2 separate regions of the Mus musculus genome follow, and region 1 is linked to region 2. The links are chromatin loops, found by intact Hi-C in ENCODE. Cell type or tissue: heart. All regions are shown on one strand. Links, peaks and the distances in the headings refer to the core of each region. The heading gives the core; the rest is flanking DNA.

Region 1 (15,643 bases), core at 4,347-12,346, 90 kb after region 2:
GTCTCTCCGTATAAGGCCAAGGCTCAGCCACCATGAGATCAGTGTATGCCTCCCTGTGCTTCAGTTTCTTGATTTGCAGAGAAAGACACTGCACTAGGTTGAACCCATAAGAGCACTTGCTGACAGGCACAGATTCACATATCCCAGCATGCATAGGCACCATTAATGAACTACACAGTTACTCTTGGATATCCACAGGGAGATGGGCTCCAGGACCTGCCCTCAGGTGCCACATATCTTTTAGAGAATGGTATAGGATCTGTGTGGACCCTACACCTGGCCTTGAATCTCCCTTAGGTCCTCTCCTGTCCTTCCTGCCACAGATCAGGTACCATGGAAATTGCTCTTGGGTTTTATTGTGGAGGAAACGGTGACGGGAAACTTAGTTTACGCATGTCCAATCAGACATGGTTTTCTTTTTCAGCACTTTGGTCTACAGGAGGACAGGCTCATGGGGAACCTACACACAGAGAGTCGATGTGTTCAACTAGGGCAGGGCTGTGGTCTCTTTCTTACTCTATCAAGGCAGAGCCATTGAAGCTGAGTGTTGTGTTTTAAAACCAGGACAGGCTAAGGCATCTGTCCATTTTGCTGGCTTCTGGGTCCCACCAGAGGCCTCAGTAAGTACAAGACAGAACAGCATGCCCGGAGATGCAGAGACCCCGAGGACAGAAACTCCCAGGGGACACAGATGGGTCAGAGGGGACCAGACCTCCATCATCGAACAGCCAGTAGATGTCAATGGTCTTCTTGCCTTGCTCCGACTGGAAGATGGTGCTAGCCTGCTCCTCTTGTATCAATGCCTCTGGGGTTGCTGCAGGAGGGGAAGGTTAGAGCAGAGCCAGCAGATTTGCTGCCAGGACCCACCTGAAAATAGCCAGCTTTCCCAGAGAGGTGGGCTAGCCGTTGTCACCAAGGTGAGCATGCAGTGGCCAGAAGCATCCTGCAGGCTGGGCCAGACACAGCTAATGTCCCTTCCCATACTTCATATAGTGCTATTTGAACCTTTTCCTGGCCCCCAGCTCCCTCTCCCTGGATGCTGATGGGCACTGGGGGACGATTGGCTGGAAGAACTCTGTCCCATCAAAGCATCCCCATGCAGCATCCCTGTACAGCATCTCTCTGAAGCATCCCTGTGCAGCATCCCTGTGCAGCATCTCTGTGCAGCATCCCTATGCAGCATCCCTGTGCAGCATCCCTATGCAGCATCCCTGTGCAGCATCCCTGTGTATTATCCCCATGCAGCATCCCTGTACAGCATCTCTCTGAAGCATCCCTGTGCAGCATCCCTGTATAGCATCCCTGTGCAGCATCCCTGTGCAGCATCCCTGTACAGCATCCCCGCACAGCATCTCCATACAACATCCCTGTGCAGCATCCCCATGCAGATAGAGCATATCCATCTTCCTGTACCTCTTCTTCCCCTCACAGATGTAGCAGGACATCTCTTACCAGCTGCCACTTTCCCCCACACCCCTGAAGGAAGGCAACTGCATGCTGCTCCTCTCTGCATTTGAACACTGAGAGGGAGTCTTACAAGGGGTGGAACTAAATGTACCACGGGCTGGTCATCTTCAACAGGAAACCAAAACCTATAGTCACCCAGCCTTGGTGATTAGGACACCACTGTCACAAGAGAAAGCCATTTACTCTTGGCCAAATTCCTGGATAACCTGATAGTAGCATTCCCATAGGATAAGAGTACCCCGATCTGAGCAGGTGGGGAAGGGGGGCTGGCCCATGCTGGGCACAGATGGCCACAGGCTCCCTTGCCTCCCTCTCTGGGGTCAAACATGGGATTAACTGCATAGTGTGTATGGGGGGCGCATCGGGCCTGTGCACCTAAGCCATTCTTTCCCCAGCTCTGTTCTCCTCGGCATCAGCCAGGCCTTGTCCTCAAAGGGGCCTCTGAGCATCCGTCTCCTCAGGATAATCTCATGTCTGAGGTGACCTGTGTGTCCATTACGCTGAGCATCCAGCATCGGCTTTGTCCCTGGAGGCTTGCCACCCTGGGTGAGGGAGCTTTTTGCTCCCTGCCTAGAGTATGATCGATGACTGCCACAAAGCTTGCAAAAATATTTGTTGTCTAGATGCTGTGGACATAAGAATATCTTTGGTCCCGGGTGATAATACCTCTGCCTGCAAGGAACAGAATCCTGCCTGCATGTCTGCCAGTCCTGACCACCCTTTGTCTCCCCCACGTCTATCACTAAGTCAGAATCTTCACAGTCAGGTGCAAATGCCGCGAAACATGTTTCTGTTTTGAGTGCCAAGGACAGACCTGAGATCCAATGGTCAGAGCCCATGGCCTTTAGGTATTTTCTTGATGGTGTTTATAGATGCCTCTCCTCTATCAGGTCCACCTGGTTATCAGAGCACAGCAGTGACTTGGAGCACTCTAGTCTCCTTTCTGGCCCTAGCTGGAAGTATGACCTTGCCCTGGTCAGTCACGTGCCCTTTCTGGATCTCACTTCCATTTGGAAACTGACGGACACCAAGGAACCATTAAGAATTGGCTACCTCAGAGTCTGTGACTCGACTAACACTTCCCTCTCTTCCACTGCTTAGAAAAGGTATTGGTTTTTTACAGGGCTCATCAGATGCAGCAGGTACTCACTGTGGGTCTGCAGAGCCTCGGAGACATTGAGCCCCTCGCGCATCCTCATGACACAAACCCCGTAGTTGAAGTCAAAGGCATCACTAGAAAGAAGATGCAGGGTCAAGCTGCTGGCCCTGTGACCTAGCTCCCAGGAGATCCCGTCTAGCCTTGGTCTGTGAGCCTCAGTTTCCCTATATGTGCAGTAGACAGGCAGCACTGGAGTGTCATCCACGACACTCCTGGGGAAACCAAATTGGGTCCTGCTCCATGTCACACTCATGAGTTGATCTTGTCAACCTCTCTGCCCACAACAGTGGGGCTTGGTGACTCCACTTTACACAGGAAAACATGTCCTGGGATCGGGGTAGCCTCATCACAGTCAGACAGTAAGGAACGAAGTAGCTGGGACCAAGACTATGTGGCTGGGACGATAAGCCGATGGACAGGTGTGCACATAGGAATGGCCACTCTCACATGACAGGTCACTATAAAGGATGTCTTGAAGACTTCTGACCCAAGAGTATATTTACTGACTCACTGATAATACCAAGGCCTCCCTGAGCGTTTGACCCATTGGGCTATGCTTGCCCCTCATTAGACTCCTTCTCAGACTGCCTTAGACAATAGAGTTCCCGGGAGCCTGGGGGCCAGATTTTCTACCCCATGACATAATTGTGGTAGAGTCAGCCATAGTCAGAGCTGAGTTATATAGCAGGTTAACAGCAGACCCAGATGTGGGCTGCAGGGCCCCAAAGCTCAGCCTTGTATTTTGATATGGGACAACAGCGGAAAGCAATCCAGACAGGCATCCCCTACATCTGGAAGGGCAAGAAGTGGAGGTGCTGAGGCTAAGAGTCAATCTTGAAGCCTTCTGGGACTGTCCTCAGTCCTAGCTCCCCATCTCTGCTCCCTGTCCCACCTCAGATCTGTGTGCCTGGCAACTGTGAGCTTCAAGGATTTTCCCTTAACAACCACCCTTCTCGGCTCCTCTGAAAAGCTGAAAGTTCCTGCGACCCCAAGCCTGCATCCCAGAAGCACAACTGGCCAGTGCTTTCTCCAGTTTGCCACCATCCCCACGGCTCCCCAGAGTCTCACACCTAGCCCACTTTCCTCTCTGCTGCCAAGTCCCTGATGACCTCAGGGTCTATGAAGGTCAAGGGGAGACACCCTCTGCACACCCAGCCTCTGCTCTGTTTCCCGCTATCCAGGAAGCCCCGGTGGCTCAAACCGACAGCTCACAGGCTGCACCTGCACGCTCACTCACTGCAGGACACCAATGTAGTCCTCCACTGTGGCTGGGTGGGCAGACTGCCAGTTCCTCTTGAATCCAACCACCAGAATGTTCGGCTTCATTCTCCCAAGCCCTGAGGCCTACCGGGGTCGGGGAGAAGAGTCGAGTCAGAGGGTGGTCTAGCACCGAGGCCTAGGATCACAGGGGCTCTGTCCTGTGACAAATGACCAGGGAGGGGCTCTTGCTCCTCCCAGCCACCCCTCCCACCCAGGCTTCAAGGGGCTCAGGGTTCTGTCTATACAGAAAGCATGAGACTTGAGTTTGTGTGTCAAGTTACAGCAACCTTGGGCCACCTAGTCTGAATATCCTCCCTTCCTCCCTGTCTCTCCCATTTTCTTCCCTCCCTCCCTCTTTTGTCGATCCTCCTGCCTCTGCTTCCAAAGTGTGGGGGTTACAGACGTCCACATCCTGTCAGGGTCTTCCCTTTCACACCCCCCTCCTTCCCTCCTTCCCTTCCTCCCTCTGTTTCCCCCTGCCTCTCCATCTCCTTCTCCCTCTTCTATGTCAGGATTCTTTAAAATATTTGGAGTGAAATCAATATAGTAAATTGACCATTCGGCCCAGGGAGAGACAGGAGTCAGATCTCTGTGAATTAGAGATTAGCCTGAAGATCTACATAGATGGTTTCAGTTAGCCAGGGCCATACTGTTAAGACCTTGTCTCCAAAAGAAATCATTTAAAAGTATACAATTCAAAACAAATTCACATATCTCTCTATATCTATATAGGTCTATCTATCTATCCATCCATCCATTTATCATCTATCTATCCATCCATCCATCCATCATCTATCTATCTTCTATCTATCTATCTATCTATCCATCCATCCATCCATCCATCATCTATCTATCTTCTATCTATCTATCTATCTATCTATCTATCTATCTATCTATCTATCTATCTATCCATCCATTTATCATCTATCTTTGTCTATTATCAATCTCTATCTATCATCTATCTATCTATCTATCTATCTATCGATTTATCATCTATCTTTCTATCCATCTATCCATCCATTTATCATCTATCTATCTTCTATCATCTATCTTTGTCTATTATCAATCTCTATCTATCATCTATCTATCTTCTATCTATCTATCTATCTATCTATCTATCTATCTATCTGGACATGGTACACTTGCCTCTAGTCATAGCCACCAAGAAGCTGAGGCACATAATGGTTTTGCTCAGTGCTAGAGCACCTGCCTAGCACACAGAAGACCCTGTACTTGATCCCCAAGTATCAGTCCCCCAACCTCCCAAAGCTAAAACAGGAGGTCCTTTGCATGAGTTGGAGGAATTTGGGGTACACCTGGCAACACAATGAGTCAAAAGCTAGCATGCTCTGCATGGTAGTTACTTGTCTCAAACAAAACAAAAGAAAAAAGGAACCCACAGAACAACCAGACACCAAGCACACACTTCACTGCCTCATTACCTCTACCTACTTCTAAAACGTTTTTGGGGAAACTTGGGAGCGACCTCAAACATTTTTTTTTCCAAGTTGAGAAACAGCTAAAGCCGTTAGAAAGGATTCTCAGATGCCTTCCATGACGACACGGAGCAGTGAACTCACTGCCCAGCGGGACAGTCTAGATGTCAGTCTGAGCCATGGTTATCACCACTGTGGGATGGCCGCATGGTTTACACCGCTGTGAGCCATGGTTTACAACCACTGTGAGCCGTGGTTATACACCACTGTGGGGTGGCCGCACATGCAAACATTTGATACTTCATGGTTTCCACCTTGCTAAGTGTAAACTATATCTGGAAAAAAGTAAGAGGGGGAAAGGCTTCCCATCTAACCTGGAAGGTGAGGCAGGAGGATTGCAAGTCACAGCACACCTGGGCTGCAGAGCGAGCTCAAGGCCAGCCGGGATAATTTAGTGATACTTAGTCTCAGATACTTTTTGGTTTGTTTGCTTAGTAAAATGACATCAAGGCCCTAGGCCCAATACTGATACTGAAAGAGAAAAAATTTTAAAACCTAAACTAAATTTAGACTCAGATAAGGCAGAAACAGGATCTGGGCAAAGCCACACAGTCCCCACAGGTTCCCAGGAGTCCTGGGCGCTCTTGAACCAGCGCAGCTTGAGACATAGGCAAGTGGGGATCCCGCTGCAGCCACCTAAGCTTCAGCGAGACCAGCACAGTCTACCGTGCATGCTGCCTCGCTGACTGAGTCCTCTAAGAAGCCTGGTCAGGACACCTGCATGAGAATCTGGACGCCACTGCGCAAGTCCTCAGCGATGACGTCAGAGTAGAAGGCCTTGATCTTCCTCTTGTTCAGCCACTTGGTGTGTCCACTGGCGATGAGCCGGAGCTCGGGCACTCTCTGCTTGCCAGGTCCCTGTGGGTGAGGGACAGGTGGTATCATGGCTGTCCTCCCTCACCATCCAGCCTGCTCAGCCCTTGTCCCGTCCTAGAGGCTCCCCTGAGACTCGGAAGCACCGAGTAGTACTCTTGGTTAGAGCGGACGAGGGAAAGTGAAAGAGAATGAAAGCTAGAGGCAGCGCTTGGATGGTAGATGTAGGGTCAACCTCAGCTACAGAGTGAATTGAGCCAGCCTGGGCTTCATGAGACCATGTCTTAAAAGAAAGACCTGGCCAGATTCTGCTAGGTCCACTTCCCCTGCCCCTCCTATCCCTGGGTAGATGCTGCATCCAGGCCCCGCCCCCCACCCACACACCCTAGGGTATAGGTGCCCTCCCCCCACTCCCCACCCAGCCTCCCAGGAGTACTCACAATGAGCACATGACCACAAATCATTAGGCTTAGGTTCTGGGTAAATGTGCTCACAAAGTCCACAAGGGCTGGGCGGAAGTTGGGGGGCCCTGTAAGCACCAGGCACTGGGGGCTAGGGAAAGGAAGAACACAGCGTGAGGCATCAGGAAAGATGCTTTAGGTCCTTCATGCTAAAGGAAGATGCTCTCTGACTCCCGAATCCTGGTGGTCCTGGGTGAAACTTGTGTGCACTGGGACACATATTGTGACACATTGGGGAGGCTGTGATTCAAGGGATCTTTCAGGATTTTTTTTGAGGCCATGATATTATAAGTATCCCTGTCCTTCTTGCCTGGGCCATCAGACACACCAGCCTACCTACTTCCTTTGCCCTGGCAACCCCAGCGTGGCAAAAGCAGAGTACCGATCAGTCATAAGGAGGCCATTGTTTAAAAACTCACTGTACCTTGCCCAGATGCCCGAACCTTTATGTTGGGAGTCAGCACAGGTTAAGCATTCCTGTCAATCAGAGCCAGACTCATTGGTTCATTTACCAGCTGGGCAAACAGGGGTTGTTAACAGCTCCAAACCTCACTGGTCCTTTTCTGTGTCTGAGGTTAGTACCCTCAGAGGTTTGTCATGAGTGTCTGTGGTCACAGTAGGTGGGTCATAGATCTCACTGAATCTACTACAGCCAGGTGAGAAGAAGATGGAAGGTGAGTGACTTCCCTTACCATTAGGGACTAATTTTGAAGGGCAGGCTTGTCACTGTAACCAACCCAGGATTGTGTCATAGGAATCAGACCATGTGATCCTGACAGCATGGCGTCCACTGTGGAAACTGAGACATGAAGACCTCTCCCTTGCTTTGTCTCTATCAGGCCGTGCCTGACCCCAGTCCTACACTGGCTCTTCCACCTTGATGCTACCATCCTGGTCTACCATCCTGGACCTGCCAGGGCAAAGGACCATGGCTGGCTCCAGGCTCCCAGCTGGCCCCAAAGCCCTGCTCACCGGTAGTTCTTGATGTGGTCTTCCACCTCGTTGAGGCCCACGGAGTAGCTCAGGGCCAGATTGTAGGAGCCAGCCTGTACTGAGGAACCCCAGTTCACCTCTGTGGGTAGAGAGGCGAGAACAAGACTCAGAACTGCAGGAAGCAACCAGTCCTGTGGCGGTGGGGGGGAGGAGGGACTGTCCTGCTCTCTTAGGCACAGAGCACCTTGGGAGCAAGGCCGTGGATTGATGGACAGGTGGCATCTCTGTTCCTAATGAGTGCAAGTCTGACTCCAAGTGCCACATATATGGCCACCTAATTCAAGGACATGGAGCTAGGGGTTGAACTCCCATTAGACAAGCAGACCTCTGTGACCATCTAGAAGGCCATGTTCAGATGTAGAGGTTTACGGTTACCTCCCTCAGACTGCAGTCCATCCAGGACCCTGCCTCATGCAGGTAGACAGTTTTTCTCAGTGCCCACCTTTGCACAGTCACTCTTGGTCACCCTGCCCTGTATGTACACATTAGCAAGTAGCCCCTCTAGGAATCTGACAGAAGAAATCTGGCTCTCAGTGGGCATTTTCCTTTGAGCACCGAGCTCAGGAAGGCTGTGGTAGAGGCCAGCCTGAGTCCCACTTGAGGGTGAAGCCAAGGCCAGGCTCCAGCTGGGATGAGGGGCCTGCCAGGCTACATGGCTACCCAGGCAGGGAGTTGGGGGCCTCAGGGGTCAGTGGCCACACACCTGGCTTCTTGTAGATCACATAGAGCAGGAGGAAGAGGACGACTCCGATGGCAATGAGAGCAGCCCACCAGGTAAGCAGGAACATGATGACCACCGAGATCACTGCCCCAAACAGCGCCGCCCACTTGCTGTAGTATCGGAAGGAGGGTCTCCATCCTGGGCGGGGCCAGGCCAGTGCACATGCGCATGCTCAGGAGCATTCTCCTTCCCAGAGCTACAGCAATCTCCATGCTTCCACAATCGGGTGCTGCTGTCCTGGCCTGTACCCACTACCTCTAGGGCCCCACCAGCCTTAACTCCCGGGGTGGGGTAGGAAGGCTCTAGGGAGTACCACAATCTTGCCTGTTGGGCATTTATTTCACCATGGTGACAAGCTATACCAGGAAGGAAACATCCAGACCTGGTCAAACACAGTCCCAACATCAGCAACAGTACCAGATCCCAAGGGTCTTATGGAACCCAGGAGATTAAAGGGATGAAAAGAGGACTTGATTCTTCCTAGCTCTGTGCTATTTTAGGGCCACTTCTAGTGACCACTGTACCATGGTGCATCTCTAAGAGTGCCAGGCACAGTGTGTTCTGTCTGGAAAGTGGCAGGATAACAGGCCCTTTGAAGATCTGGGATTCAAGTATTTCTCTGCTCTCTATTGCCATCTGCTAGAAGGTTTGCAGCAGCCGAAGAAGCAGAACCACCACTCCAAAAATCTATGCAATTAAATTGCTGCAGTATAAACAGCGCCCCCTAGCGGTCATCTGTGCACAAACAGCTACACCTTCCGTGACTAGGAAATTCATCCCTTTCTGAGCAATCAAGACTTCTGACACCCGAGAAATTGGTGAAGGGTGGAACTATAGAACAACCTCCATCCCCCGTAAAGGATGCACTATGCTCTGTAAAGAATGGCTGGCTTTGTTAGGGTACAAAGATTCCCTTCGTGTGGTTTTAAATGTAGGCTGTCCACCTCCACCATGCCTCCCCGTCTCCCCCCTACCCCTCCCCGTTCCTCCCCACTTTTTTGTGGTTGGGAGAGAGTCTGCTCACCAGGTGAGTTGGTGATGGAGGCATGGAAGCAGCTGAAATTGATGAGGGCGTAGGAGCAGAGGAAGAAGTTGGAAATGATGGGGGCGATGGTGTTAAGTTCAGCTTCGAAGACCCAGAGAGAGAGGGGCAACACGTTGGGGCTCCACCACAGGAGCTGCCTGGCACACACTCACAAGATGGTCCCTAGCACAGCTAAGCCTGGATGCTCAGTCAACTCAACCTTCTCATCTGGGAAGCGAGTCCTTTGCCCCATGAAATTCCAAGGGTCAGTGTCTTAGAAAACCTTAGCGTCAGTTTTTACGAAGACGGAGAGAGCCGGCAAGATCACTCAGCAAGCATCGATGCTGCCCACCAAGCCTGCTGGCCTTCCATGCTGGAAGAAGGGGACTCCTGCAGGCTGTCCTCTGACCCTCATGTGTTCCTGCTCCCCCATAACAAATGTATAAAAATATTTAGAAGGTAGAAGACAGGGGGATGGGCCTTTTCAGGCTACTGGGTGACTAAGGACAGTGGCCATGACACTTTTTGATCTCAAATAAATGTAAGGAATGCATTTGTCAATGTGACCCAGGACCCCTGAGAACATTTCCCAGTCCTGTCCACAGTGGGCTTTCTCTCCCTTGTCTCCCTGGCCCCAGTACACTCACATAATCGTGTGCATGTTGAGCTTAGAGTCTCTCTGGGGAGCCCAGAGAAAGACAAGCAGCTCTTTGGGGACAGGTATTTCTTCACATAATCTTATTAGGTCCCCTTGAGTATTTAGGGCCATAGTCCTCAGTTGGGCTAAGTCAGAATCATCAGCCCAAAGGTACCACCCAGAAGCCTACAGCTCTAAGAATCGGGCCTGCGCCTGAGCAGTAGGAGACAGGGGTGGATCTTGAGAAGGCCAGACGACTCACTTCTCAGTCTCCTAGGTGAGCCACTTCTTCATATGATGGAGGATCTAGTATCTAGAATCTTCCTTTGGGCAATAGCGACCAAACTATTAGGGCAAGTCTTATGGGTGGGTGACTAATGGGACCAACCTGAGCAGCAGGGATCTAACTCTAACAGGAAGGTGTTGGTGGGAGGGGTGAGGAAGAGGGGAAGGGAGGGAGTGGGGCAGGGACTGTCACGTTATAGGGTAGTCGCTTCTCTTTTTCGAATTCTGCATCCTCGGCTGCATTAACTAGGAGATATTTGGGTATGTGCATCTGTATGGGGTTGTGCCCTCCCACACGCTCTCTTTCTGCCCATCTGAGGCTTACGAACTATGCACTGCCCCTTACTCTACAGCGGAGCAAACGGTGGCTCAGAGAAAGGACTTATCAACGGTCAAAGCCAGCAGAGACCAGTCTACCTAACCGCTACATGGGTGAGAGGCTGGCTTTGTCTAGTTTATGCATGTATACAGATAGTGACTGAGCTAGCCATTTGTGTCAGCTTGGCCCATCACCGGTGTCCTTGGGGCGGAGGGGTGGTGTCCCAGCTGTCAGGACACTGGAATGCAGAAAGCAGGAAAGACACAGAAGTTCCCTCACTACCTGGCGTGACTCGCCACCCTGTCTGGAGGGGGAAAGGATTGTGTGGCCTTCCAAGGGCCTTCCAGGCTGGGCTTCACCCAGGCAAAGGTTCATGTTCTGGGACTGGGGTGTGGCTCGATAGTAAAGCAGTGTTTAGTTTGTGCCTGGCCCTGGTTGGTCCCATCCCCAGCACCAAGTAAGTGCTGTTCACTGAGTGCCCAGTGACATGGGGGTAAAGGGAGCGGGTCCGAGGACCTTCACAGGGGGCAGGAGGAGGAGCCCCTTACCAATGATGATGAAGGCCACAGCAATGGCATAGGCCAGCAGGTAGCCACGCACAGGCTCCCTGTTCTTGCCATAGCCTTTGCCAAAAAAGCCAATCAGAGGGTACAGCTGGTCTTCACACAGGCACTGTGGACAGTGAATGAAAACCACACTCGAACTCTAGCTGGGACCTCCCCTTTGCCCTTCTCAGGGCCAACCGTGCCCTTGACCCTGTGTGCCCACACCTCAGCAGGTTTCCACTTCTGAGAATGATAAATAACCCAGCCCTCGCCTCGCCACAGAGATAGGGCTACTTCCTTTAAGAGTTTGCTAGCCTGTTTCCCTTCCCTTCCACCCAGACCCATAGCACATGACCCACTTCACAGCAGCCTGGATGGGAGGGGCATGGGGAAGTGGGGATCTTCCTACTCAGCTCTTCCTAGCCATAAGCCCCCCCCCCCAGGCCTTCTTTCTGCAACCTCACCTGGAAGACCTTAGCAGCCGAGACAAGACAGGCCAAGGCAGAAGACAGGGTGGCGCCAAAGATGCCGGCTGTGATCAGGGGTGCGAAGGCAGACACCATGCTCATGGTCTGTGGGAATGTGGGGGGTGCTGAACTAGAAACACTACAGGGCATCCCTTCCCCACAGCAGGCTGTGGTCCTGACATCTCAGCCCACATTGGGTGTCCAGCAGCCAGGCCCACGGCTTATACCTGGTAGTAGTTGATGAGGCCATAGCGGCAACTGCGCTGCTGGGAGCATTCTGTGAAGTTCCAGCCATAGCCACAGGCTAGCCCTTCGCAGGGGCCTGGACCAGGAGTCATGGTGTCGTTCACATCCCCAGAGGCATCTCTCACCACACAGGAGCCTGAAAGGAAGGAGGTGTGTGGAGGTGTGTGTGTGTGTGTGTGTGTGTGTGTGTGTGTCCCCTTTCTTCCCTTTACCCTCTTCCCCATCTCCAAAGGCTGATGGCCACCTCTGCAGAGGGTAAGACACTGTGGACAGGGTGGCTTATCATGTGACAGCGTTAATGATAGTAGCAGGTATGGAGGTATTTGGGGGCTCCTGACAATCTGAGCAAGGTAATACCCTTAATTTTGTTGTTGCTCCCTGTTAACCCAAGGCAGGGAGAGCTGAAGGGATGGGCTCCATGTCCTTAAAGCAGAGACCTGGCTCTCAGTCTCCAAGAGCCCATGAGAAAGTTCGAGTTCCCTGGCCACCTGTGAACAGCTCGCCTCCAAGGCGAATGCTGTAAATGAGTACAGAGGTGCTACCCCTCAGAGCCCTGGCTTTCTTCTCTAAGGCAATGGCAGAGCCCAGATTAAACGTGATCATTAGACATTGTGCATGGGCTTCACGCAGGAATTTGGATTTGCAATGTCTTTAGCTATCAGAGGGGCCTAGTCTGGCCTCACTCACCGTGAGCATACTACTGTCACTGTGGAGGTGACGGGTGCCCCCAGAAGCAGGGCTCAAGGGTCACCCCAAAGACCTGTCTCGGTTAGAGGCCAGCCCCACACTGCAGTCTCCTCCAGCCCTACTACAGGGCTGATCCACTTTTCTCATTCTTGCCATCCGTGCCGTGCTGGCTACTCACCGATGGTAGCTGAGATGGCAAGGTAGGAGATGGTGGTCCAGAAAATGGCCATGAGTGTTCCCTTGGGGATGGCTACAGCAGGATCCTGTGGGAGGGCATGGTATTATCAGGCAGCCTGTGGGATCCCTTTGGGCCTTAGTGCCTTGGCAGAGGCCAGGGCGAACAGCAGACCCTGACCTTGGACCCTCAGAACCTGTCCAGCCCTGGAAGAAGCGCGCCCATGACTTAGGAACTACAAGATTTGATCCCAGTTTGGGATCCCAGGGTTAAGATGAGAAACCTCATCAGCTCCATATCACACCCAGAGGGCCCATGGTAAGGCTCACTGGGAGTAGTGGTGGGAGGGGGCCCTGTGCCTGGCTCTTCACCTCAGATTCACCTGAGGCAGCCGGCTACCGCTGGAAATGCAGCCAAATCCTCTTCACTAGTTCTATGTATCCAGTGAATCACCATTAACTAGTTAATTGGTCTGGTTCTCCAGCAATAAAGAGACAGAAGACATTTCCCAAGCATTCTCCTGCTCTAAGAAAGATTTTTTTTCCCCAACAATAGTGGCATCCATTTCCCACCCCCTATGCCCACCCCCACAGATCATAGCCACCTCCTGGGCACTTTCTCAAACACAATTTCCTGAGATATGGCCTGTACGATCCCACCCAGCTAGTGAGGCGCTGAGGGTGGCAGGATGTGAGGGAGATGGCTTTACAAGAGCTCCAGGTGCCTGTAGGCCCACAGCCTCAGACTCCAGGAGCTGGTTCCTGAGTAGCCGCAGAGGTTGCTCTTCCACAGCAAGCTCAAACCAGAGACCCAGACCCCAACCCAGGGGGGAAGGCCAAGCCTGCCGTGAATCGACTGTCTGCAAACCTTCCAGTGCTGCATGAGGCCCAGTAGATGGATTGCAATGTAAAAAAGCAGGCTGACAGAATGCAGAGAAATGAAGGCAGAGTTTCACAGTGGAAAGTGGTGGCAACCCTGGAATCTGCTGGGGTCTCTGTTAGGGGATCCCATAACCCTAACCTTACTAGTGATGCCCAGCGACCTGAGTTGAGTCCAGTGAGGTCCTGGCCCCCATTCCAAAAGGCCATGGCCATCTGAGTGTGGAGATGTTGGAGTTTCTCACACCAAAGGACTTCCTAAGTCTCAGCTGTGGTCTTAACCCAATGTCTACTGTGATGAGCATTCTCTGACCTCCTCAGAATGTGCCCTTATTTGCTAAGAGGTCCTTGGAGCTGTAAACAGAGATGAGGTCATTCTTGTAAGGAGCAGGGATTCCCTGAGTGACTGAAATCTTGAGTGACTGTGTCAAGGATTCTGAGACCTTAGCCCCAAGGGAATGACAAAGCCTTACCCTGGTGAGACTCTAAAGGCTTGACAAAGCTTTCCTCAGGAGTCTAAGTGAGTGCCTCCTATATACAAAGACTGGTAGCATCTGACGCTTCTTCCTCCTTTAGATGCTTACAGCCTGAGGCTGCTCACCTACAGAGACTTCCTACCAAGGCTGGTAACCTCTCCCCTGTGCTGTACTTAATAAATAGGCAATGCAGAGATTCTGGGTTGCTGGTGGTAGGAGGCGTGCTCCATTGGAGTGCTGAGCCTCCACCAGACTCCGGTGTTCCTGTACATGTGTCTGTCCTTCCTTTGTCCCTCCCCCCCCACCCCCCGTCCGTAGTCAGGGTTCCCAGACCCAAGCACAGCGGGTCCTGATACATGCTGGATTAGAGTGGGCCTCAGCTGATGACTAGTGTCATATTAGAAGAAGGTACATAGAGATGTCACCCATCGTTAAGAGTGACACAGGTTAAAATGACTGCCAGTTCAAGGCAACATTGTCAGGATACCACACAGCTAGGACAAAGCTGGAAAGGACCGGTCCTCAGACCTTTAGAGAGGCACAGGCATGTTGTGAATGCTTTCACTGACGTTTCCGGGCTCCTGAGCTGGAGGCTGTGTATTTGAAGGCCCCTGGTTTGTGGGGACTCTGCAGGCACAGGAAGCACACTTAGCCCTCAGCCTCTACTTGCCATCCTTATCTTGGTCTGAGATCTGGAGACTGGCTGGCAAATCCAGCCCATCTCTTCCTAGCAGTGTGCTCTGCGACGCCCTGCCACATCTCTCTGAGACTTAGTTTCCCCACCTGGTGTAAAAAAGTGCTCATAAATGGGACGTGTGGATGAGGACCGTGCCATACACTCCGCATCCCTGGCCAGCACAGTGTTACACAGGCATGAGCACCTGAGCTCAGAGCTTCAGGATCCACCTAGCGTTCAGCGTGCAGCGGCTTGCATCTGTAATCCTAGGGCTCCCAAGGCCAGGTGGGAGTCAGGGACAGGGGACTCTCCAGCTCACGAGCCAGCTAGCCCAGTGTGTACAAGAGTAGACAGTAAATAAGCTCTGTCTCAAACAAGGTGGAAGGTAAAGACCAGTACCCAAGGCCATCCCCTGAATCCTATTACATATATCTTGTATGTACATCCTTAAGCTTACACATATGAGTACACACACACATGTCATATACACACAGAATATGGGACGGTCTATAAAGTGGGGCTAGTAATACAGCTCAGTGGGTTAAGTGCTTGCACAGACCCCGATAACCTGAGTTTGACCCCCAGGTCCCATGATGGAAAGGGAGAACAAATTCTTAGAAGCTATCCTCTGGCCTCTGTATGCATGTTGTAGCATGCGCACATCCAAATTCATACGTGCACACCACACACACATAGCAATCATTTTTCAAGCCACAAATAGCATTAAGTGAGACCTCCCCAGTCTACAAGCTTACACTGTGTGGCTCCTCACCGCCGTGTGACCATAGTCAGCCTCTGACCCTCTCTGTGCTTGGCTTACTCATCTGCATGGTGGCAACGGGGCAGAGACAAGTGCCA
Region 2 (15,643 bases), core at 2,820-10,819:
CACCGTTCCCTTCTTCTCCTCTCTCAAACGTTCCATGTGCCCCTCATGAGCAGGCGATATCCAGCCTTCCTCCCAAATAAAGACTTCCCCAGGCCTTTCAGTATTAAAAAAACAAGTTTGTGAATCACGGACAAGGCGGAGGAGGAGACACAAGTCAGGGGCTTGAGAAATCAAGGAAATCAAACATGGTAGAAGCTGGGGAAAGAATGCAAAAGTCCTGATGAATGCCTATAATCTGATTAATGATAATTAATAATCATAATTAATGCTGTTGTCAGCTTTGGTCAGTGGAGGCTGCAAAGACTCACTGGCCAAAAATAATGACAAGAATAACTATTGGGTGCTCAGCCGTAAATGGGACATTTATATGTGCACTTGGAGGCTTAGGTAGGATTGTGAAAGAAGAGGCAAGAAAGAATATAAGAGTCAGAGGACATATCTAGCAGGAGGTGCTGATGGGGCCCCACCCCTCCCTGAGTTAATGGCAGATGAGGCTGGGGAAGACATTTTAGTTACTGGTAAATGCTGCTGTGTACAAAGCCTCACACAGGCTTCTGTAACTGACCCTAATGAAACTCACTGGGAGACACACAAAGAAGGAAAGACAGGAAGGAAGGGGAGGGGAGGGGGAAGGGGAGAGAGAGATGGGGAAAGAGAAGAAAATTAGGGGCTAATCTCTCTAATGAACATAGGTATAAAAATTTTCAACAAATGCTAGCAAACCAAAGTTCTTAGTACAAAAAGCACATTTGCCATGATCAAGTTGTCTTTACTCAAGGCCGCAGTGGTAATTCAACAAATAAAATCAATAAATTTAATGTACCATAGTCTCAAAAACAAAAATTGCAGGATCATATCAACTGATACAGAAAAAGCCTTTGACAGATCCAACGCCTATCTTTTCGTGATTTAAAAAAAACTATAAAAAATTAGGAATAAAAGGAGCATATCTCAGCATAATGTATCTAGTTATGTATAGTTATATAAATATATAAAACTATATATGACAAACCTACAGCCAACATTATATGACAAATTCAAAATATTTCTGCTAAAATCAGGAACAGGGTAAGAATGTCTACTTTCTCCACTCTTAATCTACATAGTACTAGAAGTCTCAGCTGAAACAACAAGACAAGAGAAAGAAAAAAAAAAGGATGCAAGTAAGAAAGAAAATAACACCAATTTGAATATCATGCAATGAGTCAGTACTGAATGCATCAGAAAGTTCTTAGAACAGATAAATACTGGGCAAAGTGTCAGGATGTAAATGGCACAGAAGTCAGCAGACTTTGTATCCAATAATGAACATGCTGAGAAAGAAATATAAAAAGTACCCCATTCATAATTGCTTTACAAATAAAACTTTAGAATAAATCTAATCGAGACAGTGGGACTAAGACTTCTACATTTATCAATGTAATCTTAAAACACCAAAGAAAGAAATCAAAGATAAAAGGCTATGGAAAGACTTCCTACTGTCATGGATTGGTAGAATTAATACAGGAAAATTGACATATTACAGAGAAGAGTTTATACATTCAATGCAATTCTCATCAAAATTCCACTAACATTCTTCATAGAAATAAAAATAAAATTGTACAATTGTAGAAATACAAAAGATCCCAAAGCAAAGATCTCAAAAGATGCCACAGCAGACCCGAGCGATAGGGACAAACTAGCGGTATCACATTCCTGGTTTAATATATACTATGGAGCCATAGTAACAAAGACGGCATGAGACTGAGACACACACATCAGTGAATAAGACAGAGGATAAACCCACACAACAACACAGTGGCTATCCGATTTTTAACAAATATACATGCCATAAACATATGTTGGAATAAAAACAGAGTCTTGAACAAATGGTGCTGGATATCTACACAGAGAAGAATGAGACTAGGTAGTTATATCTTCCCTTGTGCACACACACACACACACACACACACACACACACCAATTAAAAATGGGTCAAAGACTCTGATGTAAGACGTGAACTCTGAAACCACTAGAGAAAAACTCAAGCCTAACATTTCGAGATACAGGTTTAGGCAAAGCCCTTCCAGAGAGGATTCAGAAAGCATGGGAAACAATTCTAGGAACAGAAAGATGGAATCAGACACAATGTAAAGCCTTGTGTGCAACTTAAGAATCTACAGAGTGAAATAGCCCACTGGCGGAACAGTGGACAAGCTGCCGCACCTGTCCATGGGGCAGCTGATGGACAGCCGGACTAGATAACGCAAACAGCTAAATACTAGACAACCAAACAACACAGTCAGTAAATTGGCTAATGAAATGAGCAGACAGCTCTCACAGACTAAGGTAAAAAGGACCAATGGACATACAAATTTTTTTAAAATTAAAAAAGAAAAAGGTTCAATTCCTTAGCCATCAGGAGGATGCAAGTTGAAATAATAATGAGTTCCATCTCACCCCACTCTGAAAACAACAAATGCCATTGAGGATTCAGGAATAGGAAAGTATACATATTTGTGTGTGTGTGTCTGTGCATGTGTGTGTCTGTGCATGTGTGTACACTCACTGGGACTGTAAATTATTTTAGCCAGCATAGAAATTAATACAGAGGTACTTAAAAATAAAAGTTAAAAATAGAATCACCATATGATACAGCTGCACCAACTCATGTACAGCTGAAGGACTCCAAAACATTACATCCCAGAGACGCTTGCACACTCATGTTTATTATCCATGGTATTGCAGCACCACTCACAATAGCCAAGTTTGTATGATCAGCCTGAGTGTCTGCCAGTAGTAAAGCGGATAAAGAAAATGTGGCATAGACACACACACACACACACACACACAAATGGTATTTTGTTCATCTATAAAGAAAAAGAAAGATGGTGTTTGCAAGAAAATCGACCCAGCTGGAGATCACCAGACAAACTCAGAAAAATAAACATTGAATGTTTTCTTTCATTTGTGGATCCTGGATTTTATATAGATGTACAAAATAATACATTATTTTATAGATACATAAAATACATATATTAATTTTTACATCTAATATATACTGTATGTATGTATATATACATATAATATATATATGGTCAAAGTACAGAATATACTTGCATAAGTAGGTTTTTCTACACACAGAGAATATACAACCATAAAGAGGGCTGAAGACATGGTTCAGTGGAAAAGCGCTCACTAGGTATGCCCAAGGCCCTGTGTTTGATCTCCAGCACCAAAATAATAAATATAGAGAGAAAAATAAAAGATTATTTATTGCATTAAATAAAAAAAAACCTGTCCACACTCTATGCAGTACACTCTCATCATGAGAGAGAGAATACACATGTGTGTGCATGTATATGGTCATGGAAGCACATATGTACGTCTGTATATTTGTATGTGTATGATCTAAAGTCTATTTAGCTGAGGCTGATTGTGTAGGGGAAAACACTGGATACTCTTGTCTGTAAAGTCTGAGAGAGACACTGGAATAAGATACAGAAACCCAATCACACTGCTTGTTCTTGCTTGTCTTCACAGATAGCATCTGAGTGACTGGATTTTTTACTCTATAGATGTATTTGTTACTTAATTAAGTAATTGATTAAAAAAAATGCTGGAGACAGGGTCTCAGTACCTAGGTTCTGAGACCAACTATGTTCCAACTCTCATCGCCTCAACCACCTATATATACTGGGTATATGGCACCACACCTGAGCTTTGGTTTTATTTTAGCATCATACATATTATTTAGTTTAACAAGTGACTTTTTAAAAAACATATCTGAGTTCATTAAAATATGGTAACAAACACATGGAAAAACCTAGTGCTAGAGGGTCTCTGCATATCAGCTTCTTGTAATTACCCTTCAACAAGAGTCATGGGTGAGTCAGTCAGAGGGTGGCCAGTGCCTCTCTGAGTTAGAGTTAGGAGGAGCACCATATGAGGTCATCAGGAAGATCGAGCAATCTGGAGCAATGGGTGTGTCTATGCTATGATTTGAGGCAGTGACAGAGAAAGGGAAGAATCCGAAGTCACAGGTGACCAGAATCACAAAGCCTGCTACCCACATCTCCGAGATCCACAGAATGGAAGACTCAAGGCTCTCCTAAAGAAAAGAATGGGGGTCATGCTGCCTCTACCCACTTTCAGGGACCCAGAAACAGGAGTTTGTTTGTTTTGTTTTTGGGTTGTTTTTTTTTTTTTTTTTTTTTTTGGTTTTTTCGAGACAGAGTTTCTCTGTGTAGCCCTGGTTGTCCTGGAACTCACTCTGTTGATCAGGCTGGCCTCGAACTCCCAAATCCACCTGCCTCTGCCTCCCAAGTGCTAGCATTAAAGGCTATCAACTACACTCACAGAAACATATTTGGTGAAGAGAGACGATGCTTTGCATCCTGAGAACACCTACAAAGAGGTTTTTGCTTGTCTTCTGTAGTAAGGATAGAACCCAGAATCTTCTGAAGCTAGGCAGATCTCTTGCCCTCTCAGCCGTGCCTTCCCCCAACACTTAAGTGTTTGCATCTCTTTTGCCACAATTCTCTGCTGGTGGTAGAGGAGAGATGCTGGGATGATGTATCAGATGTGGTTAAAAAAACAAAAGTTCCATCAAGCGCTGGCAGAAATGGCTTTTTATTTTTTTATTCTCTGCAGTCTGCATCCTCTGAGGATGCTAGTAAAGGGGCCTTCCTCTTTCCGATTGGGACACTTTGGTTGCTGGGATTTTTGTCTTTCAGCTTGTAGTTGCAGTCTCTGCCTCCCCAAGATGGCCGCCTTCCTGAGGTATCTATGTGGATATGCTGATCGCCTCTATTAGTGGGCAGAAGTCTTACTGGGCCCACCCTACAACCTCATCTTAAGTGTCTGCAGTCACCCTGTGTCCAAATAAGGTCACGTTCAGAGGCAGTGGGGATGTCTTCTTTACCCAACACACAGCACAAAATATGGGAGAAGAGAATCTACAGAGTTTTGTTGAACTCTTTCTAGAGGGAAGAGAGAAAGAGAGAGAGAGAGAGAGAGAGAGAGAGAGAGAGAGAGAGAGAGAGAGAGAGAGAGAGCACATAGACATTGACCAGGTACTGCTATCCTCGGGCTGGTCCGGGAACAGGTCTAGGCAGACTTTCCCAACCAAGTGCTTACTAGGCCTAAGCATACTTAGCTTCTGAGATCAGGCCAACCTGTGCTTTCTGGGCAGACCGGACTAAGCAGACTAAGGCACTAAGGCGTTCCCTTAGCTTCGGCATTTGTCCCATCAGGACCCCAGGCTCCTCACACTTGTGGCCGAGGCATTGTTTCTATTTCGTCTCACTCGATTCAGGAGATAAATTTTGAACATAATGTCTGTACTATAGATGGGGAACCAACCTTCCAAGATCTGAAATCGTAACTCATGGTCATGATGCACAGTATTGAGAGCACCCAGAGGTCCTATTCCAAGACAGATGGGCGCTGGTCCTGGAGGCAGGGCAGGCAAGGCATAATTGCTGGTGCTGGTCTGTGGACAGTACACCATGAGGGGCCTTATGAACTTCCAGTCACTCCCGCCCACTCTGTTCTCTGGTGGGAGCTCAGGCCTGGTGCCTTATTTTTGTGGCGCCGGGGACTCAAACCAGGGTCTGCCCTGTCTCTGAGCTACATCCCAGAGGGAACCTGGCAGGTTTCCGGGTTTCCTTTCTTTGCAAGAAAGCGATTCAGGAAGAGAAAGCTGCAGGTATGGCTCAGCTACACCCACCTTTGGTCATTTTCTAGCCTTTTCCCCCAATCATGAAGGTCAATTTTCAAAATACCTTTTCTGTATGAAGCCCCTCCCGCCCTTTTCAGAAGAATCCTGACAATATATACCAATAGTACTGAAGACCCAGAATTCTCCAGGAACCTCCCAGAGCTCCCAGCTCAGCTTTTCTGAGTGGAAAAAAAATGGTTTAAACCCCACGTGGCATTGTGGTAGGCCAGGGACAAAAGGCTGCCCAGGCTTACCCTTGTGACTGGAAAGTTTCAATGATCATTAGAAATACAGGTGATGGACATTCAAGAAACATCGTTCTCTTTTAAAACACAATATTCTGTTTTGTTTTTGTTTTTGTTTTTAAAGATCCCTGTCTTTTTGTACATTCCTTAATATCTAGTATTTGTTCCAACACAATGTTGGTAGCCAGAAGCCACCGACCTGAGGTTGGCAACTCTTAGAGAACGCAGCTTTCCTCTATAGAACAGCAAGTTGCTACGGTTCAGCCAAATTCTATCTGTCTAATAAAAGGTGGGGTTTTGTTTGTTTGTTTGTTTGTTTTGTTGTTTTGGCTGAAAATTCAGAATTATATGTAGCAAACAGGGCGGCTTCTGGATTATTATTAAAGCAAAGGCATTGAAAAGAAAAAAAAAAAAACAAGAAGAAAGTATGGTTGGGGGTGGGGGATGACAAGTGTGGCAGGCACCAGGAGAGGGGGCGCACAGACATACAAAGTTTTTTCCCAAACTGAGCCACTCCCTCCAATTTCTGTGGTCCCCAAATTACAGTGTCCGACTGCATTTTGCTAAGCCACCAGTACCCCAACCCACCCGGGCCCCTCAGTCCGTTTGTCTATCCACCTAGCCCCTGACACCCCCTCCTCTCTCTAGGCACAGATCTCCCTCCGCGCCCCGGCTTGGGCAGGTAACTCACCAGTTCAGCTCCCTCTCCACCGCGCTCTGTGGAAACTGAAAGTGGCCACTGAGCGGGCGCTGTTCGCTAGTTCATAGACTCTACTGCCGCTGCCGAGAAATCACGTGGATTCAAAGTGCCAGCCCCAGGGCGCGCGAGTAGCGTGCCCGGAACCCGCCGCGGCTTGGAGATCGCAGCGGGACATGCCTCTCTGACTACTGAGACTGGGTAAGGTGGGCATCTGCCAGGAAGTGGGTGGGGCCAGAGCGCAGCAGGACCCGCACAACCCTTCTTTCTACACTTCCCAGAGACGATGTAGGATGAAGGCAGGAGGAGCCACTGAGCAAAACTTCGTGGAGTTGGGTCCAGGGTCCAGTGGCGACAGCGGCTCATCACCTGAGACCTGACCTGGACAAGCGCGGCCTCCAGGTGTGTCTCTGCTGGTCCCTGGGTGCAAGGGTTGCCTAGGCTACAGAAGAAAGCTTGGTGCAGGGATAAGGGATGGAAAGAGGTGGGCGGTAAGAAAAGGACTACAGGGCCAGCGTCAGCCCTGGAAAGTTCCTGTCTCTGTTCCAAGTTCTACAACCTGCCCTGCCTCTTGTCTTTGTCCCAGAACAGGAGGCCAGGCTCCTCCTGAGGATGGTTTCTGTGACATCCCACAGTGAAGCAACTTTCCCAGAATGCTCTGGGGGAGGAATGGGGAGACAGTGCATTAGCACTGTAGGGCAGGGTCATCAGCACACCCATGACCCCCAAACCTCAGGCTCAAGTCCTCCTCTTAAGTGCTGGCTACATCACCTTAGGCCAGTGGTTCTCAGCCTTCCTAATGCTGGGACCCTTTAATACTGCAGCCTCACGCTGTGCTGACCCCCAACCATAACATTATTCTCGTTGCTACTTCATAGCTGTAATTTTGCTACTGTTACGAATCATAATGAAATCATTTGACTTGGCAGAGGTTGGGTCCCCCAGATTGAGAAACACTGCCCTAGACAAAAGTCTTGACTCTGAGTTTCAGTTCTGTCATCTGTCCTGAGGACCAGAGAAGGAGCACCTTCCAATTCCTTCAGAAGAAGTTAGAGCAGATGTGCTGTGTGCCCAAAACTCTTAAGAAATCCTTCTACGTTAGTCCCCTTCTTTGGATCTCAAATTCCTGTGACCTTCTAACCTCCTCCCTCCCGGGACCGAGCCGGAAATCTAGAAAGTTCTTGACAGGCAAGAGTGTGTGTGGGGGGGAGTCATTATTATTTTGACTGATTACTTATGTGTGACTCTTAGCTTTCCCAACCTTACCTGGCTCGCCTCTTACAAATAGATGCCTTGTTTTTAGCCAGCCTCCGTTTCCTATTGTCACATGGTGGAGTCCCAGCCTGTGGTACATGGTGGGCTGTCATCTGTTAGTGTGAGAAGAGTTACAGCCCAACAGTAAGGCTCACCCCATATTCTCCCAACCATTATGTGTTGCTGGACCTACATCCTTCCCTGCTGACAGAGGGCTTTCAGTGGACACAGACAAGTAGCCACCACCCAGAAAGACAAGCACGGGCCATATTTAGATGTACTTAAACCCACACAGCCCCATGAAGGATCCAGGCAGAGGTTAACATCTCATTAGATGTCTCATCCAGAGATGTCAAGGTCACACAATAATGGCAATGAGAAACACCGGATCGGAAACCCAGTTCCATGCCTGTTGTGGAAACAGGCCTGCCAATAAGGGTTCTGAGAGAACCATTTCCCCAGAGTTACCCTGTGTTCGGTCTGTGTTATGAAGGTATCCTATGAGCTCAGATGCTGCCATCTTCATGAGACTAGGACATTAGACCCTCTCCTGAGTTTCTGGCCACTCCTCCCAGTCACTTGTGTGCAATTCTGCCCTAATTGCATGAGGCCTCTAGACAGGGCAAGAGTATATAGGCTGGGGAGAACTAGAGGGGAAGGCTCCACCTATACAGCTCTGGGGAAGCCATCAAGCCATCGTCCATGCTGGGTGGAGACTTTCCAGTGTAGCTGCTTTGGGGTCACTGTGCTCTGTAAGTAAGAAAGTACAATAAACTCACTGGTTCCCCGGGGAGAACTGTGGTGAAACGGACTTTTGGGTTGTAATTAGGAGGGGAAGATAGATGCTGTTCACATCTCCCCAGGGAAAGACTTTTCATAGCAGCTCAACCAATGGCTTGAAAACCATGAATACCAGGTTCCCTTGGCTAAAGTACATAGGGTTCTTCTTTGGTGGCTTGCATGATTATCCACTTTGGAGAGCTGGGTCCCTGTGTGTGAGAACTGGCCCAAAGTGCCAGAAGATTGAAGAAGGGTGAACAGACGGAGACCTGGACAGAGTACACTTCACTGGGAACTTACTGCAAGTGTTACAGCTCTGAAGAAAAAGCCTTCCCCAATGGAACAGCTCTGCTCTGAGGGGGAACATTTCCCCAGTGCAACTGTTGCTGCTCTTAAGGCTAAGATATTCCTTGGCAGTTAGGTTTGTGTAACAAACCTCATGCAAGAGGGTATCTGCTATTGCTCAGGTAAGCAGCAACAATACAGGGAACTGAACAGGAGACCTCTTTGTGTGTGTATGTGTGTGTGTGTGTGTGTGTGTGTGTGTGTGTCCACAGGAGATTTCCAAGGCATGGATTGGTGAGATTTCAAGTCAAGCTCAGGGATTGGTGGGATTTCAAGACAAGCTCAGGGATTGGTGGGATTTCAAGATCAGGGATTGGCGGGTTTTGATAGGTTTTCAAACCTGGAAGTGGGCTCGAACCTTTAACCTTACACTTACAGATGGAAATATTAGGTGACTGTAAGACAAGTGGATCCCCACACCCCAAGGAGGTAGAAAGGGTCCTTCATTTGGGAAAAAAAGTCCCCTTTACCTAAGGCCTAATAAACCAGCAGCCTACAGACCAGCAGCCTACGGACCAGAGATGAGAAGATGTACTGCTCAGAGCCCTGGCTGGGGGAAGCACTGTTTGCTGTCTGGAAAGAGCAGAGCCATAGCCTCCAGGCAATGGATTCTAATCAGGTTTGCCAGCATCTGACCTGGGCCAAGGTTGTCCTGGTCCTTAGAGGTTAACCCAATGCACAGCTTCTGGAATGGGGGAGGGGGGCAAAGGAATGGGGGGTGGGCGACACAGAGGAGTAGGTTTCAGAGAGGGTCTGTCTGTTCTGTTCGAACAAGCCTCTGCTCTCTGGGTTGCCATAGATCCTGTTATATGCTCTCTGGGAACCTGTAAGTGCCCCACCCCCCAACAGACCTAGAGACCTGCTCCAAAATGACAGACAAGGATACTGGGGGTGGGGGCAGTACACCTGTTTTCTATTATTGCTAAGGATGCCTTCCAAGGTCCAAGCTAGGGTATGGGGGCTGCAAGAGGACACTCTAAAGGGCTTCTCAGAATGTCCTTAGTGATGTAAGAGTTTCTGGGCATGACATAGGGGTTACCTGGGTGGCAAGCTCTCCTGCCTATGCTCTGTAGCATTAAGGGAAAGCCTTGGGATTTAGGGGCTCCTTAAGGGAGAGATCCACTGTAGCTTCTAGCCAATGTCGCTACCCTAGAGACCATTACAGAGCCTGAAATTCCTGTTGGACATCTGGGGCTGACAAACACTTTTTTTTTTAGATTTATTTTTATTTATGTATGAGTGCTTTGCCTGTTTGTATGTATGCTAAGTGCATGTCTGGTGCCCTCAGGGACAGAAGATGGCATTGGATCTCCTGGAAACTGGAGTTAGGTACAGTTATGAACCACCACGAAGGTGCTTAGAGCCAAACCTGGGTCCTCTGCAAGAGCAACAAGTGCTGTTAACTGCTGAGCCATCTCTCCAGCCCCTAAGCATTTTTTTTTCCAGGAACCTTTCAAGAACCCTCCCCACGCCCCTGGCTGCATCTAGTATCAGACTCATGCTCTGAGATCCAAGGGCAGAAGAGAACAGGGATAAGGGGAGCTCAGACCATGAAAAGGGAGCGGAGAGGGCTTGGAACTTGCTGCCTAGTCCAGCTTAATTGGTGAGATCCAGGCCAATGAGAGTCCTGGTCTCAGATGCAGTAGACAGTGAACAAGTGAGTTTATACTCTGGTCTCTACAAGCAGGCACAAAGACACATACACACCTGCACACACATGAACACAAAGATTCACAAATGCACGCACACATGCATTTGTTTGTTTGTTTGTTTGTTTGTTTGTTTGTTTGTTTTTTCAAGTCAGGGTTTCTCTATATAGCCCTGATCATCCTGGAACTCATTCCGTAAACCAGATTGGCCTCGAACTCAAAGATCTGCCTGTCTCTGCCTCCTAAGTGCTGGGATTAAAGGCATGTGCCGCCACCACCCGGCTGTACATGCATTTTTAAAAAGGTGACTTTACTTGTCTCACAGTACACATACATAATAGCCTGTTGTGGAGGCTGGAAAGTCTTATGGCATCATAAGTATGGCCTCAGAAAAGATATCATACTGCTTCAACTCCCAGTAAAGACAGGCAAGGGGGCACAGGTGGAGAGGGGGGAAGACAAGGGGTGGTCCGGCTTTATCACAGTCTGCTTTGGGAGTCACTAATCCACTCCTGATTGATCAGGAGCTCACGACCCTGAGAATCAGCTGAAAATTTATAAAAATAAAAAAAAATGCAGAAACCCCTCTTGCTTCTCAAAGGCTCTGTTTCTTAATACCGTGTGCGTTCTGAGGGCTGTGAGGACAAACCATCCCACGGGGCCGGTGTACTGGCCCATGCCTGAAGAAACCCATCCAGGACTGGAGCTGGAGCCGAGGGGTGGGGAGGTCGAGGAGGCTGGAAATCTGCGGAGGGGACCTTCCCTTTGACATTAAAGTTGAACTGGCTTGCCTATTCAGAGACTCTATATTTCTCTTCTGTGAGACTCTCCCATCCATTTCACTTCCTGCTTCCCTCACCCTGCAGTGTGGGGACCACATGGGACAGTGGATGAGTCAGATGCTCCCATTTGGACTCAGGCAGGAAGCTGGTCGGGGGGTGGGGGGGTGATGGGAGCTTTGAGGGTGGGGAACAAAGGGTTGTCAACACTCATACTTGGATGATGAGGGAGAGACCAGGACTGGTCCCAGGACTCTTGCCTGACCATGGTGTGGCTGTGGGGGTGGTTGTGCCCAGGAACCTAGAGATGCTATGTAGGCTTCTGCAGAGAGATCAGCACAATGAAAAGGATAAGGTTAGTGAAAGAAAAGATGACTGTGTCGCCAAGTCAGGGAGGGAGTGAATGTTTCCGGACCCCACACGTGCCACCGTTGGCTCTAGCCCCTTTTCTTATACGGCTACTTAGTTCGTTCCTGCTCAGCCTTTCAAATGTGGCTTAAGTAGCCCCTCTACCACTGGCCACCAAAAGATGCAGGTGTGCAGTGAAATGTGGGTTCCACGCTGATTGTGTCATCTTCCTTGGTATGATAGCCCAGTGTCCATCAAAGGAACTCAGAGCCAGCGATTGGGCGCTTCACCAAACCCTAGAAATCTCGTCCTGAGATCGATAGGAGTGGGATCCCTCTCCCAAGCTCCTGGCCTGCGTGCCCCAGTTCACACAGCCCTGTGCCCACAACCTTTAGCTGCTAGCCAGGTTAAACTTCCTTTCCCCTTATTGAAGTCCAGCAGGGACACTTGGAATTCCTCCTCGAGCAAATGAGGCCTCCCCAGCACCTTGGGCCTACACTCACCCTGATAGCTCTTACTCATCCCACAGAGGTTTAAATAGATTTTGTCCTCCACCCAATACTCTGAACCAGTTCCCTGTCGCTGTTCTCGGGTGTGTGTTCTTTGCCCAGGCACTCACTGCCACTCACGGTCCTGCCTGCCTGCACCCATCTGCTTGGCTAAGCTTCCCTTTCTCCAGCCAGGGTACTCAGGCCTGGCTTGGTCAGGAAGAGGGAAGAAGCAGACACCAGGCAGTGGCAGCTGGTGCCCAAAGTGGTTGTTTCAGGGCCTCTGGTATGAAGTGGAAATTTAAGGGTTCTTTGAAAACTCAGTAGTGTCAGATGATGTTTTGCTGGGGCAAACACATGAAGGGGTGTTTTCCTGAAGCAGACTCGGGTGAAAGGATGTTCCGTAAAAGCAAACATGTGAAAGTACCCCACCATGTGATAGGATGAAGGATTCGATGCTGACAGGGATGCATTGGTCTGCCTTTCTCTCCATAGAGAGAAACGCACCAAAAAACTTCTGATGGAATGCGGCAGGTCCTTGCTGCTTCCACAAACTCGGGCCAATTGGCAGAATGATGTCAGCTGAGACAGACTCATGGGGAGTTTTGTTAAGTCAGACTCACGTTGTGATGCAAGACACCTGGTGAGGCAAGACCCATAGAGGACACGTGATGTTTGGAGGGCGTGTAAATAGGACTCAACAGCCGATGAGAGGAGCTTGCTAATAGAGCTAGCTCTTCAACACATTTTGGTCTCGGGTCTTTGATGATCTTTGCTTTGTTGAGAGAGGCACCGCAGAGAACTTCTACTGGTGTTCCTGTTGATCTTTGTCCCTCCTGCTGACTTATGCCAATTCAACTGAAGCCTGGCTGTCTCTGCTAGGTCTTGCCACCACTGCTGATTCGTGTTTGCTATCCCGATCTACCGAACTGGACTGCTGGTATATTCTTGAATCTCGCTGCCACTGCTGATCAGTAAACTGAACTGTTGATTTCCTGATAATGCAGATGGGATTTGCTCCAAAGAACCATTGCTAAACAGGTCCAGTTCCCCTGTACCCTAATACCCTTTCTTTCCCTCTGGTGGGTGATGGGCTGGAAGTGAGGTTAAAGCTTGTAAGAACCATCATGAAAAGCAGGTTTTTAAAAAAATTAAAGTTACACTGGCACAAGTGTGGATAGGTGAATGTCACTCCATGCCTTCTGGCACTCGCTCAAAGACCCTGAACCTCCTCACACCGAGGGCTGACGGTCTATCCTTTCCTTCCTTGTTTTCAGTCTGTGAGGTTGTGTTGGGCTCACACACATTGACAGGGCAACTGATGCCTTCTGGCCAAGGTGACTCCTTGTCCTTGGTAGAAGGCCCCTAACCCTCTGCTTGGACCCCAACAGCCTGCTTGGGTGTTGGCAAAAACTGGTAACAGTGACCAGTAAACAAAAACCACTAGGGTGGTCGCTGCAACTCTTACAACTTCAGGAAGGCTACGATTGGGGTCTTTGGGGAATCTCCCCAGGAACTGCACAGTTCCTGGGAAAGTTCCTCTCTGATCTCCATGTTTCAAACTTTTTTTTTTTTATCTTGGGAAATACCTCATTACATCAAAAGAAACCTCAGATTAAGGAAATACTTGTCCTTTTAAAATCCAGTGGTGTAAGACTCACCGAAAGGCAAGCCCCCTCATTTGGGGAGAAGTCCTTGAAATCGCACCATGCATAGCCACAGATGGTCTTTACATCCCTGACTAAAGTCAATTAATTACCTTACCCAGATGAAGAGGCACCCAAGAAGGGAAAAACTCTCTCTCCACATTTCCTGACTGTTATAGCTGCAATCTACCAATGCATAGGACCTCTTAAAATGGGACCCTCTGAGGATGCTGCATTTCCCTAGTCAGGGGAGCCTAAGAATGCCCTGTTCCAGATCTTACAGCCCATAAAACAGAAAACAAAAGTCATATATCCTCCCACCCCCTTAGGGTCCCTCTGAGAAACGGCCCCATAAGCCCTCGGCCCCACCAGCCCCTCTCCCTGCACTCTGTAGGACTCTACCACTCCCATAGAGACCTTATGGGTGTCCAGCCTCTCAGAAGGCTTCCACCCCCAAATCATCATAAAAAATAGATGTCAAGCCATTCAAATGCTCTGTTGATAACTGGGGCAGACAAGACAATTTTGAGGCAAGAAGAGAACTCACACAATTGGCAACTGATCCCTGAGCCTCAGTGTCTAGGAATAGGGGGCTGCTCCCCTGCACTTATCACTAAGCAGGCCTATGGATGGAAAGACCCTGATAGAGCTACCAGTCTAGTACACCCTCTAATAGCCAATATCACTGCCAAACAATCTTCTGGGGAGAGATAACTTAGACGCCCTGGAAGTGGTGCTTGCTAGCCAACCAGAAAGGAATTGCATCAGGATAGATGATTGTACCCATAAGGAAACATTTTACCCCCCCCAAAGCCTTATTCACTCTCCTCCAAATCACTCCCAATTTTAAGGGCTACTGCTAAAAATTAATAGTCCCCATCTTGACTGGCTTTCTAACCAGCCTGTCTGAATTGAACAGTGGCCTCTATCAAGGGAGAAACTTGAAGTCCTCACAAAACTAATAAAAAAGCAGCTCCTGCTCCGACATATTTGACCTTCCCGAAGTTCATGGAACACCCCTGTGTTCGATATAAAAAAGAGTTCAGGGGATGGTGACTATTACCAGATATAAGGGCAACTGATAAAAACCACGTGAATCTGGGGTTCTCCTCCAAGGGGGCTGCCCCATGTTTCAGCCACGCCTGCCAAGGTCCCTCTAGTGACAATAGACTCCAGAGGCTGTTCTTTCTCTATTCTTCTGCTTTGCATTTTCAGTACCCCCCTCTCCCATTAACAACTCTGGGCTAGCCTCATAATATGAATGGACAGTTCTTCATCAGGGACTAGCTAACAGTCCCATCCTCTGCCATGAAGCCATGGACACTCCATTGAAACCTTACTTAGACCAGTGGTAAATATTGAGTCTCCCCATACTGTTCTGGTGTGGAAAGATTCTTCCACCTTCCCTCAACCCACTTAAGGATCAATTAACACCTTCCCTGGTCCTCCCTAGAATTTAAAGTGGCTCCTCGAAAAATACAGCTTATTCCACCCATTGAATTCTTGGGAATGGAAATTTCCCTCACCTCAATATGCCCCCTTAAACCCACACTGTTCTTCCCCCCAAAACTCTCACCTCCCTCCAAAGTTTTTAGGGAAACCTTAACTGGCTTTGACCCTGGGCTCTCCCTTCCCACAAGCAATTTCCAGCCTCTCTTTGACTTTTTAAAAGGAAATAGAAGCCCCTCCTCCCCGTGAACACTCCTCTCTG

What was found. Hi-C counts contacts between places; a loop is a spot of excess contacts. Peaks named below come from ENCODE experiments on the same cell type or tissue, not always from the same donor. Only the 100,000 strongest peaks of a DNase experiment are listed, where the experiment ranks them.
Region 1: a loop joins it to region 2, with 5 times the contacts of the local background. A loop is called at or near these places in 1 of 42 quality-filtered maps.

The regions. Positions count from the first base shown.
Region 1 is chr8:94,336,879-94,352,521 of GRCm38, reverse strand. Slc12a3 (solute carrier family 12, member 3) reads right to left here. Exons shown (of 25, transcript NM_001205311.1): 9 at 12,759-12,843; 10 at 11,875-12,029; 11 at 11,645-11,752; 12 at 11,184-11,307; 13 at 9,395-9,496; 14 at 8,353-8,508; 15 at 7,629-7,728; 16 at 6,636-6,747; 17 at 6,100-6,240; 18 at 3,864-3,970; 19 at 2,618-2,700; 20 at 713-814. Among named protein-coding and RNA genes, the nearest start is that of Slc12a3, 15 kb to the right of the region's middle. In heart, for the core only: a CTCF peak has its summit at 9,082 (motif pointing left); DNase peaks (open chromatin) are centred at 8,401, 8,581, 9,011 and 11,551; H3K27me3 peaks cover 955 bases.
Region 2 is chr8:94,425,428-94,441,070 of GRCm38, reverse strand. It overlaps 9330175E14Rik (RIKEN cDNA 9330175E14 gene), which reads left to right and starts at 5,968. Exons shown (of 3, transcript NR_015514.2): 1 at 5,968-6,235; 2 at 6,595-6,844; 3 at 6,925-7,944. It also overlaps a transcript of Nlrc5 not described here. In heart, for the core only: a CTCF peak has its summit at 6,680; a DNase peak (open chromatin) is centred at 6,720; H3K4me3 peaks cover 886 bases; H3K27ac peaks cover 371 bases; H3K27me3 peaks cover 3,748 bases.